2 separate regions of the Mus musculus genome follow, and region 2 is linked to region 1. Evidence: chromatin contacts called from ENCODE Hi-C or POLR2A ChIA-PET data. All regions are on one chromosome and are shown on one strand. The core of a region is the stretch at or near the end of the contact, and the rest is flanking DNA. Distances in the headings are between cores, read along the strand shown.

Region 1 (5,774 bases), core at 1,112-3,611:
AGTGGTCAGCTGTGAAGTCCAAGGATCTAGTAGTTGCTCAGTCACACAAGGCTAGTAGATTCCAAAAGATGTGCTGGCAAATGCAAGCCGGCAAAGAGTGAATCTTTCTTCTTCCAATGTCCTTATGTAGGCCTCCATCAGAAGGTGTGACCCAGATTAACGGTGTGTACCACCATGCCTGAATCTGGGACTTGTTTTGTCCCAGGCTGACCTTGAACTCAGAGATCTCTTTGCCTTAGTCTCCTGGGATTCATAGCCACTATGCCTCAAGATCTCCATGCCAAGATCCAAGTCAGAAACTTGTATCTCCCAGCCTCAAGATCTGGATCACAGGTGAGCCCTCCAATTCTGGATTGTAGTTCATTCCAGATAGAGTCAAGTTGACAACCAGGACCAGCCATTACAGATAATTTCCTTATAGTCCCATGTACTGAAGGAAAACATTTTAACAACTTCACTGTTAGAGGAGTTAGGACCTTATAGGCAAGACCCCTCTGGCCTGTTCCTATATTCTGCATAGCTCAACTTGGCCCCAGCAGTGAGGTTAAACCTTTACCCACCCTGGGATTCTCTTCCTCGTGTGCACGTAGAGGTACGAGTGTGTTGTATGCTGGTGTTCTCTACTTAAAGAGATCAAGTCTAGACCCACTCGCAGTTCTACCACCAGGACCAGGATGCTTCTCCAGTATCGGATGCTGAACCTTAGGGTTTTCCTGGATCCTGCCAAGCCTTCCATTGAACCCTGATGCTCTGTTTTGTTTTGTTTTTTAATGGCTGACCCGGTAGTGGACCTGTAGTTCAGGCCCTGGCAGCAGGGATGGGGTTCCAGTTGTAGAGTCTATGTCCTGAGAATGGGGGCAGTCCAGGTTGATCAAAGTCCCCACTTTGCCAAAGCCTCAGTCATAGGGCATTTCAAACTAGTAGCCTGGGATTCCTGAGCCAAGCTCGTGAATATTCTTGTGGGAAACTGATTCTTGTCTCTTAGGAAGGCCTTCCTTTCATAACATGTACATTTTTTTTAAATGTTCCATATGGCAGATAGTTTTTTTTTTTTTTTTAGATTTATTTTATTAATATATGTAAGTACACTGTAGCTGTCTTCAGACACTCCAGAAGAGGGAGTCAGATCTTGTTGCGGATGGTTGTGAGCCACCATGTGGTTGCTGGGATTTGAACTCTGGACCTGCGGAAGAGCAGTCGGGTGCTCTTACCCACTGAGCCATCTCACCAGCCCCAACATGTACATTTTCAAGGGAACATGAGAAACTGACCCAAGAGCATCATGTTTTTATTTTTGAAAAAATTATCTATTTTTATGTTTATGAGTGTTTTGCCTGTATACACATATATGTATGTATGTATGTATGTATGTATGTATGTATGTATATGTATGCAATAGCCTGGGAGGTCAAGAAGGCATTGAATCTCCTGGCACTGGAGTTACATGTGAACTTCCATGTGAGTGCTGAGAACCAAACCCAGGTAGATCCTTTGCAATATCAGCAAGTGCTCTTAGCCGCTCAGCGGACCAGCTTCTAGAAATTCTGTCTCAACAATGAGAAACTATCCCATAGGTCAAACACTAACATGTCAGTTAAGAGACCACCTTCATTTGCCTCATTTACACAGTCAGGAGGCAAACGGAAAGGTGACTAGTCTAGGCATCAGAAACTGAGCACGACCTTACAACGTAGACGACCTTACAACATGGGCAGTTATGTCCAGGCATGATCAATTGAAATTGAGGTACATAGCAGTAGGAGAACAACAGTCCCATCTTGTCTGAAAAACAGTAAGAGAGAGGCTGGAGAGGTGGGGCGCGCTCACGCTCACACACCAGGTAGGGCAAAGGCAGGCATCAACATACGACTTGCAACCACTAGCACCTGAGAGCAACCATTCAGAGGAGCTGCTAAGCTTTCTATTCTTGTAGAATTAGGGGGTCGGGCAGATCGCGTCACCCAGGCATCCCGCAAAGTAGGCGGGTCGCCTCAGATTGCAACCTATACCCGCTCAAAAATTCTTCTCACATAAGCAGTGAGGACTCGGGCGTCACCCCGAATCGTTATTTTCCTTACTCATAAGTTTAAGGCATGAGGAACGTGTCTACGTTCCTCAGGGGTAAGAAATTATATTCTCATTACAAGTATGGTGAGTGTCCGATCGGCTGTATGACTAAAAGACTTGTCCTCTTGATAATGCTTTTTAATGGTTTATGATCGATATAATTCTAATTCCTCATTAGCAAAAGGAGGAGGGGGGAGAGAGAGCCCATAAGGCTCCGGACTCCTCCATGCAAATTAGAAGCGAGCACCGCAAAGGCTCACGGGGAGAGAGGCTCCACCCCTTCCGTCTCGAGCTTTTCGTTTGAGCTGTCGCGAGAGTTGGCCGTCCGGGTTGCCGGAAGCCGCTCTTGACTCCGGCCGCGGGGCGGGCTCGCCGCAGTCGGCTTCTCCTCCGTTCTCCGCTAGCTGCGCGCCGCAAGATGGCCGATCTCTCGCTGGACGAGCTCATCCGGAAGCGCGGGACGGCGGCCAAGGGACGGTGAGCGGCCCTTTCCCTTTTCCTCGAGGCTCGTAGGGGCCTCGCTGCTTCTTGGGGTTCGGGGGCGGAGGAGGGAGCGGCTCCGGGGGGCGACGCCGCTTGCGCCCGCCCCCTGCGTCCGCCGCGCTCCTTATTGGCCCGGCCGCGCGGGCCCAGCTGCTGGTCGGTCCACTGGCTGCTGGGCCCGGGAGGCCCGGGAGGCCCGATCGCAGGCGAGCCGAGGGCTGGGCGGGCCAGGGCCTTGCTCCCCGGAGGATCGGGTCCGGGGGGACCACGGTGGCGCCGTCTCCGCTCGGCCTTTAGGTCCTGGGAGTTAAGAGGGCGGAAGTTGAGCGGAGGAGCCGCCAGCCCAGAGCTGTTTATGGCCAGTTCTGCTGGTTCTCCTATGCCACGGTGCTTAGCCCGACCCGTTTTAAGCAAAGAGCTCTTTCATAGGCGAGACGCCTTGTTCCTTTCACTGTGATATCTGTAATGGTTGTCTGATCGTTTTGTTTTCTCTTGAGGCCGGCTTTCACATAGCCGGAGCGAGCCTCGAACTCGCTGCGTCTCCGAGGCTGGCCTTAAAACGCCAAGAGTCTCCCTCCTCCTCCCGTTTCTCAAGGGCTGAGATGACAGGCCAGTTTGTTTCCGTTTTGAGAGCCGGCGTCCTCCATGTTATCCAGGAACTCCTGATCTCAAATCCATCCTCCTGCCTCAGTCTCTTGAGTAGCTGGTGCTCCAGGCGCTCCGCTGTTGCTTAACTATTTTATTCCGCATTTCACAAACGGGAAAGCTGGAGCCAGAGAGAAAGACTTTCCCAAGGCCACCGAGTGCCCCAACTGAGTTGGCCTCAGGCAAAGACAGACAAAACAGTTCCAAGAGGGTGGCATTGGCATTCATGGATGTATGCCCTGATGTCTTAAGTGAGACAGTCAGACTCAACATACTCTTAAACATCGATAGCCATTTCTAGCTTTTATAAATGTGCAGGTGAAAAAGTGGTTAAGTCGGCCCGTGGTCAGCAGGCATATAGATACACTGCTGTAGGTGTCAGGAACTGTTTTCCTGGGGCTGGAGAGATGGCTCAGCAGTTAAGACACCAACTGCTCTTCCAGAGGTCCTGAGTTCAATTCCCAGCAGCATGGTGGCTCACAACCATCTGTAATGAGATCTGATGTACTCTCTTCTGCTATGTTTGAAGACAGTAACAGTGTACTCACATACATAAAATAAATAAACCTTTTTATTTTTTTAAGGAACTGTTTTCCCAGACACTGATCTGCTCAGCTATGCCAATCCTTCCCTACGCCTGTGTCTAGTAAACACTGTTGCCTCCTACACTGAAAGGAGACAAGCTCCCTCCAATCTCAGTGCCACCCAGCTCACCAGCTCTTATTGTCACATGTCTTCTGGGTCGTAAGAGAGATTGACACCCACAATGATTAAGCCATTTAAAAGTTTTGAGCGGGGCAGTGGTGGTGCACGCCTTTAATCCCAGCACTTGGGAGGCAGAGACAGGCGGATTTCTGAGTTCGAGGCCAGCCTGGTCTACAGAGTGAGTTCTAGGATAGCCAGGACTACACAGAGAAACCCTGTCTCAAAAAAACAAACAAACAAAACCAAAAAAAGTTTTGAGACCTTTTATTGATGGCTAGGCCATGAGTCAGTCACTTAGTGACCATGCTTGGGGATACATTGTTTTTAAAGACAAAACCAATTACATGGGTGCTGGGGAGGAGGTCACACTAGTGAGGAGTTTGGGGTGGCCTGTAATATGTGTTTTCTTGCAGAGGTCAGCAGTGTGTTTCAGACACTCCATGACATTTTATTTGCACTTCTTCATGGTTATTTTAGTTTCATGTTAAACTTGCACAGACATCAGTTATATTGGTTCATGTCTGCAACAAGGGAGGACCATGGACATTCCCAAAAGCAATTCCAAGGCGGATGTGGCTGGTGATGGTGGAAGGCTGAGAACTGTTTAGGCTGTGACCCCCTCCATGAATTCTTTTCTTTTCTTTTTTTTAGATTTATTTATACTTTATGTGAGTGCACTGTTGCTGTCTTCAGACACACCAGAAGAGGGTGTTGGATTCCATTACAGATGGTTGTGAGCCACCATGTGGGTGCTGGGAATTGAACTCAGGTCCTCCCGAAAAGGAGTCAGTCCTCTTAACCACTGAGCCATCTCTCCAGCCGCATGAATTATTTTCTTTGCTACTTCATAACTAGTTTTCATACTATTACAGGTCGTAACGAGTCAGTTTTCCTGGTCTTAGGTGATCCCTGTGAAAGTGTGGTTCAATTCCAAAGCAGTCTCTTTCTACCGATGGGTTGAGAATTGCTAGTCTAGGTGGACACAAAATATGGGACTCATTCATTTTATTAACCCCACTCTGCTGTTTTCTCAATTCTCACAGATCTTCCCTCAGGTAAATGGGGTGGAGTTGGCTCTGGGTTGTCCAGCATAGCTGAACCTGCTCAGGCCTACAGGTTGCTAACTGTTACTAGGCTCTGCCGTTAGATGGTCCCCTCAGTTCCTGATGCCTGCCGTCTATAAAACCTATTTGGTGTGTCTTGGGATGTGCAGTCTTATGTGAAGCAGTGGGGACAGCTTCAGGGAGAACAGATTGTGAACCTGCCACACACTGTTGGAGTTTGTCAAAAGACCCTCATTCACAAAGTCCACAGAGACCACCATCGCTGCAAACCGCATGAGGATTTTTATTGATCCAACATGTTGGGGACTCTAGCACGCAGGCCAGAGGAGAGACCGAGAACAAAGAAAGAACACACTTTTTATACCTTTGTAAGGGACAGATTTGAGCAACAGGGTAACTGGCTTATTCTAATTGGTGTAGCAAGTAACCCTTTCAGGCATTGGTTGGTTTGCATAGCGACTACCTCTGGCCTGGTGACTCACTTTGCTTGCCTCGTGGTGGGTTATTATGAGTTGGTCAGCAAAGCAATAGTACATTTTGAACTTATGGATCAGCTATTAACGTCACAGCTATTAACATCACAGGGAATCCTAGCAAGGTCAGGGGGGGTCTGTGGTCTTTCTCAGAATTCAGTGTGGGGTGTGGTAGGGTGATTTCTAATCTTGTTATGGTTATTTCTCTGAGAACAGCTAATATTATTTTGGCAACTGTAGACTTAATCATTTTGAGTGCTAAAACTATGTTTTTACATTTGTTTAGTCAGCCAGCTTCCTTATTTGTCTCTGTACTTGGCCTGCTAGTATAGTTTGG
Region 2 (5,840 bases), core at 377-2,876, 71 kb before region 1:
GGTTTGTAGAGGACTCAGCTATGACCACTTTCCAGTCAACCAAAAAGGTGACACTAGAGTCCAAGGCAGATATCTAAAAGAAAAAAAAAAAGATTTATTTATTTATCTATTTGTTTATTATGTATGCAACATTCTGCCTGCATGTATGCCTGCAGGCCAGAAAAGGGTATCAGGTCCCATTACAGATGGTTGTGAGCCACCATGTGGTTGGTGGGAATTGAACTCAGGACCTCTGAAGAACAGACAGTGCTCTTAACCTCTGAGCACTTCATTTCTCCAGCCTCAAGGCAGATGCCTTTAAGGACATAATCCAGTTGCATGACCCAAATTTGCTCACATCCTGTCTGGGTGATTTAACATGACCACGTCCTATACAGGGACTGAAGAAAAAGGAACCGAGAACCTCAGGCTGAATGACCTAAGGCTGATTCCCTCGCATGTTGACTGCCTCTACCATCAGACTGTGAGCTCTGCTCTCAAGTCTGATATATCTGTGATCTCTCATGCCTGAGCCCTGACTTGGGAAGACCCATGACTGCTTGCTAAATGAGTAGAAGAGGCCCCGTTAACTGAATAAATAAAACAGAGTCCCTGGTATCATTCACTGTTGAATGCCCTTAAAGGTCTATTACTGGAAAATGGTGGAACCTCAGGGCTTCGGCCTGATGGGAGAATTTTAGGTCAGGGGAGGCATGCCCTCAAAGGGGATTGTGGGACCCAGCCCCTTCCTGTTTTGCTCACTGGGATGAAATAAACAGTGTGCTCTCTCCCTTGCCATTCAGCACCCCACCAGAGGTCTAACACCTACCTAGCAATGGATTGTAATATCTACCGTTCTGAGGCAAAACAAACCTTTCTCTTTCTCAAGCTGACTAGCCAGCCTGGGGCTTCTCTTACTGTCGCAGAAGACAAGCAGCATGCCTAGTGAGGAACCTGGCCAATTATTTTATCACAAAGAATTTAATGCACAAAGCACAGAGGTAGGCCCAGTAAAAGCTCAGCGCTTGTGAGGGAGAGGCAGAAGGATCTCAAGTTCGTGGCCAGCTTCAGCTGTGTATTAAGTTTGAGGCTAGCCTGTGCTACATGAGATCCTGTCTCAAAAAAAAAAATCAGAAAAGGAAGAGAGAATTTAATATGGGACTTAGTAAAAAGAAGTAAGACAAGCCATTAGAAAGGGGCAGAGCTGAAGAAAAAGAAGTGGTCTCTCCCAAGAAGCAACTGCCACACCTGGAGAAGAGGGAGAGCCCTTGGGCCAGTGTTTAGAACAGCTGCAAAGTGGGAACAATGATAAAACATTATTTGGGGTAAACCTGGGAAGTTAGCAACTGGTAGCAAAGGCCTGCCTTCAGGGCCAGAAGGATGACCTGGTTCCTGTGGTAAGGAGGAGCAGGGTGAGACGGTCTCTTCGGTCTCTTCCGGCAGGGCTGGGCCACATTCTTCCACCCTGGCTGTTATCCTCTTTAGGCTCAAGCTGGGACTGCAAACAGCAGGACTCGCTCCAGTGTCCCCGGTTTTCAGGCTAGCAGCTTCAGGCTACGGTGACACCATCAGCTTCCCAGGCATCCGGAACTGGAAAGGGCATTTCTGTGGCCCTGGCAGGGTGTCTCCCTGTAGGGGACACAGAGGCCTCTGTGCTTACAGGCACAGAGAAGTGTTCCTTCAAGGAAGGGAATGCAAAACTTATTTTCTGTCCAGAAAGCTGGATCAAATGTGCTTTCTAGCCAGGTGACCTTTACACAGTCCCTGTGGCCGGAGCATACCAGACCCCTCTCTGGGCCCTTCTTGTAAACTTGTTTTTCTCAGCCTATCTGAAGGACCCATCTTTGTGGTAGGTATCACGTGTACTATTCAAAGAGTTCTGATGGATTTACTTTGTTCCTCAAAGAGATCTAGATATGCTCTGTTGTTTGAGTTAATCATCACAAGGGTAGTCTGTCACCAAGTTGTGCTGTGTTTAGATATGCCTAAACTAAACAGCTCAGAGCCTGCTCCAAAAGTTTGAACTCACTGGCTACTGAGTTGTGGGATTCTGAACTGCCTCCCATGACGCCTTCCTCTGTTATCCATTAAAGTCACAGAGATCCTCAAATTTCCCTACTCCCCTACCATTGCAGGATATTTGATCACACTGTGAACCCGAGATTTTGTTATTTACTGGGGAAAAAAAAACAAAAACTGTTTCTAGCTGTGGTGTGGTTCATCCTTAGTGTACACCTTTAATCCCTCTGGCTGGAATACAGACATGCCCTTAGTACACACCTGTAGAAGGAAGCAGCCATGTTTGAAAGTGATGTCTAATTGAGTGGCAGACAAAGTGATGAATCAGAGAAAGATTTGACATAATCGGATATGCCCAACTCTCAAGAGAAGAGGCAGGAAAGGGAAGCTACTTGAGGGGCAGCACGTAGGAAAGGAGAGAGGCAGTTTTATCAAGAGTTTTAGTGAGGCAGATTGAAGAGAGAACAAATTAGACACAGGTGAAGACAGAATGGGCCAGAGAACCAGAAAGAACCAGAAAATTAGAATAGATTGCCAGAGTAAGTGTAAGGCTAAGCAGAGCATTTCAGTCAGAGGCTGAGAGAGAAGCCAGATTGAGTCAGTCATCATGGAGAAGAGTTTTGAGCCAGAACAGCTGAGTTGAATCAGCCAGCCAGAGTTCAGAAAGAACTAGAAAGGGTGAGCTTATTCAGCACTAAGTCTCAGAGGCTGGAAACATTCTAGGCCTGGATAAGATTGTACAGAGGCTAGAAGTTTCCAGGACTAGGCCCAGGTTGCCAGACTGAGGCAGTAAGCCTCAGAGACAGTTACTACAGGAGAATGGAAGTTACATATATACCCTACAGGCTGTGTGACACTGGCTCAGCCAACTTTACTGTACCTGTGAGCCAGAATCAGCGTGCTTATGTCCTGCCCACCAGCTGGGGTCATAACTTCTACCTTATCATCAGTCTGCCATTCTTGGGTCATATCTGGCTGGTGTCACAGAGACAACAGCCTACTAACCACCTACTCTAGCTTAGAACACTACCTCTAGGTTTTGGGTGACAGCAGCATATTTGTACACACTGTGTTGTGTTGCTGAGCCAATGTAGGGACAAAGTTGGGTGTGTCATCTTGACTCCAGAGGGCCGTCCCCAAGTTCCATCACTATAGAGAGAATGTCTTGTGTACTGTATAGATACATCACCTGTCAATTGAAAAGCCTATGGCCTGTAGCTTAGGCTGGAAATTGGAGGTGAGACATCTGGGAGACAGAGAGAATTCTGGGATAGAGCCAGGCAAATGATTTGCCTGGGAAGATGTGATGAGACAGATGCTTGGTACCTGAGCATAGGTAAGCAGCCACATATGGGTTATAATAAATGGGATGTCTTAAGTTATAGCTAGTGAGAGAAGCGTTTAGCTGTATATATATTTATAAATATATTTTGAGTCTGAGTCTTATTTCTGGAAGCATGCGGATGGGTGGAAGAACTGGCCATAACTTCCACACATTGCCCTTCACCCCAGGGCAAAACCAGGTGGGTGGAGCTAAAAAGCAAAGATACAGTTGAGCGCATGGTACTTACCTAGCCTGCACGAAGTCCTGGGTTTGATATGACCTAATCCATTACACATATACCCAACGTGTTGGTGAATGCCTGTAATCCCAGGATTTGAGGAATGAAAGCAAATAAGACAGGCTGTAGCTTGGTTGGTAGAGCACCTGCCTAGCATGTACATAGAGTTCAGTTCCCGACACCGCACAAACTGAGCCTGCTGACCCACATCTACAGAACCTGTAATTCCCAGCACTTAAGAGGTGGAGGCAGGGAAGGGAGATCAGGAGTCTGAGCTCATCCTTGGCTATACAACGCGTTTGAGGCCAACGTAGGCTGCATGAGTCCCTGTATCAATACAGAATCCAGAATCTTTTATGTGTATGAATATTTTGCCTGCGTGTATATATGTATCTGTGTATATGTGTGTGTGTATGTGTGTGTGTGTGTACCTGTGTACTACATGTGTTTCTGGTGCCCTCTAAGACCAAAAGAAGCATATTCCCCAAGAACTGAAGTTACAGGCACCACAGGGTGCTGAGAATCAAACCTGGGACCTCTGCAAGAGGAACTAGTAGCTCTTAACCACTAACCCATCCCTCTAGCCCCAGCATGGTTCATAGTTTAATCCCAGCACTTGGGAAGCAGAGGCAGGTGGATCTCTGAGATCAAGGCCAGCCTGGTCCACATAGCAAGTTCCAGGCTAGCCAGGGCTATGCAGAGACCCTTTCCTTTCTCAATAGCAACACAATGGTATGCAGTGATGTCACAGGGGCTGTGGGCCTCAGTGACTGAACCTGAGGTTCACCTGCAGATGTGTGGTGTCAACATTGTGTGTATCAACCTAGACCTCCATTCTGGAACTCCCTCAACCTCTCTCAGTCAAAAGAAACCCTGGACTACTAACTGTCTATTTAAAGAGACAAACCAGCCCTTGTGGTGTCATTGTCTGGGGATGATAGCAGGATAGTTAGGTAGGCTACATCCGTTTTTCTATTTTTCTATTTAAAATAATTTTTATATCACATTTATTTATTTTATTTATTTATTTCTCTGAGTGTGTGCATGTTTGTGTGTGTGTCATGGTATGAATGAATGACTTTAGGGAGTCACTGTTCTCTTCCACCTCAGGATACTAGGCTACGTGGATTGACAGAGTGAGTGTGTGTGTGTGTGTGTGTGAGAGAGATTGTATATATGTGACTGTGTGTAAGATCCTATGTGTATGTGACTATGTATGAGTGAGTGTGTGGGAGTATGTGTAGCATTGTATGAGTGTATGTGAATGTTTGAGTGTGTGTGTGTGAACGTGTGTGTGCGTGTCTGTGAGTACATGTGTGTGAGGGTGTGAATGTGTGTGAGTGCATGTGTTTATGTGTGTGTGAGTGCATGCGTGTATATTTGTGTGAGTTTTGTGTGTTAGTGAGTGTGTATTTGAGTGTGCGTGTGATTGTGTATGTGAGACTGTATGTGTATGTGACTGCGTATGAGTGAATGTGTGGGAGTATGTGTGGCATTGTGTGAGTGTGTATGAATATTTGAGTGTGTGTATATGTGTGTATGTATATGTGTGTCTGAGTGCATGTGTGTGTGAGGGGTGTGAATGTGTGAGAGTACGCGTGTTTATGTGTGTGTGAGTGTTGTGTGTGAGTATGTATATGAATATATATGTGTGTGTGTGGTGTGTATATATGTGTAGAGGTGGACACTACCTGTTTTCTTATGTCCCTAAATCATGCTCCACTTTCTTTTTTTCTCCCCTTTATTTTCACTTTATCTGTATGGGTGTTTTGCTAGCATGTATGTGTCACATGTATGCAGTGCCTTCAGAGGCTGGAAAAACATGTCAGATCCCCTGGACTAGAGTTGCAGGTGGTTACGAGCCTCCATGTGTGTACTCGAGACTGAACCAGGGTCTGCTGCGAGAGCAGTCAGGGCTATCTCTCCAGTCCCCTGAACCTGGAGCTCACTAATTAGCTAGGTTGGCTGGTCAGTGAGCCCCTGAGACCCGCCTGTGTGTATTTCCTCAGCACAGGGATGACAGAAGTGGTCCACTCCCAGCAGCCTTTGCCCCAATGGGTTCTTATAAATCTTTCTTTTCTTTTTAAAAGATTTTTTTATTTATGTATGTGAGTACACTGTAGCTGTACGGATGGTTGTGAGCCTTCATGTGGTTGTCTTTTTTAGGACCTCTGTTCTCTCTGGTCAACCCCGCTCATTCCGGCCCAAAGATTTATTAGTATACGTACATACACTATAGCTGACTTAAGACGCACCAGAAGAGGGTGTCAGATCTCCATG

The links. A loop is a pair of places that touch in the nucleus more often than their neighbours do. ChIA-PET counts read pairs that join two places held with the same protein, here RNA polymerase II (POLR2A).
Region 2: POLR2A ChIA-PET joins it to region 1 with 63 read pairs in embryonic stem cell. The contact joins the enhancer-like site here to the promoter of Poldip3 in region 1. A Hi-C loop is called at or near these places in 1 of 37 maps with a recorded cell type or tissue (ES-E14). POLR2A ChIA-PET finds 5 or more read pairs at or near these places in 5 of 5 experiments (Patski and embryonic stem cell).

The regions. Positions count from the first base shown.
Region 1 is chr15:83,145,965-83,151,738 of GRCm38, reverse strand. Poldip3 (polymerase (DNA-directed), delta interacting protein 3) reads left to right here and starts at 2,361. Exons shown (of 9, transcript NM_178627.4): 1 at 2,361-2,544. The coding sequence starts at 2,486. It overlaps Rnu12 (RNA U12, small nuclear), which reads right to left and starts at 2,094; the gene lies at 1,945-2,094.
Region 2 is chr15:83,216,452-83,222,291 of GRCm38, reverse strand. No RefSeq gene overlaps it. Among named protein-coding and RNA genes, the nearest start is that of A4galt, 32 kb to the left of the region's middle. Within about 2 kb of position 1,626, at least 1 of the 3 ENCODE cell types and tissues checked has a DNase peak (open chromatin) inside an H3K27ac peak, as active enhancers do.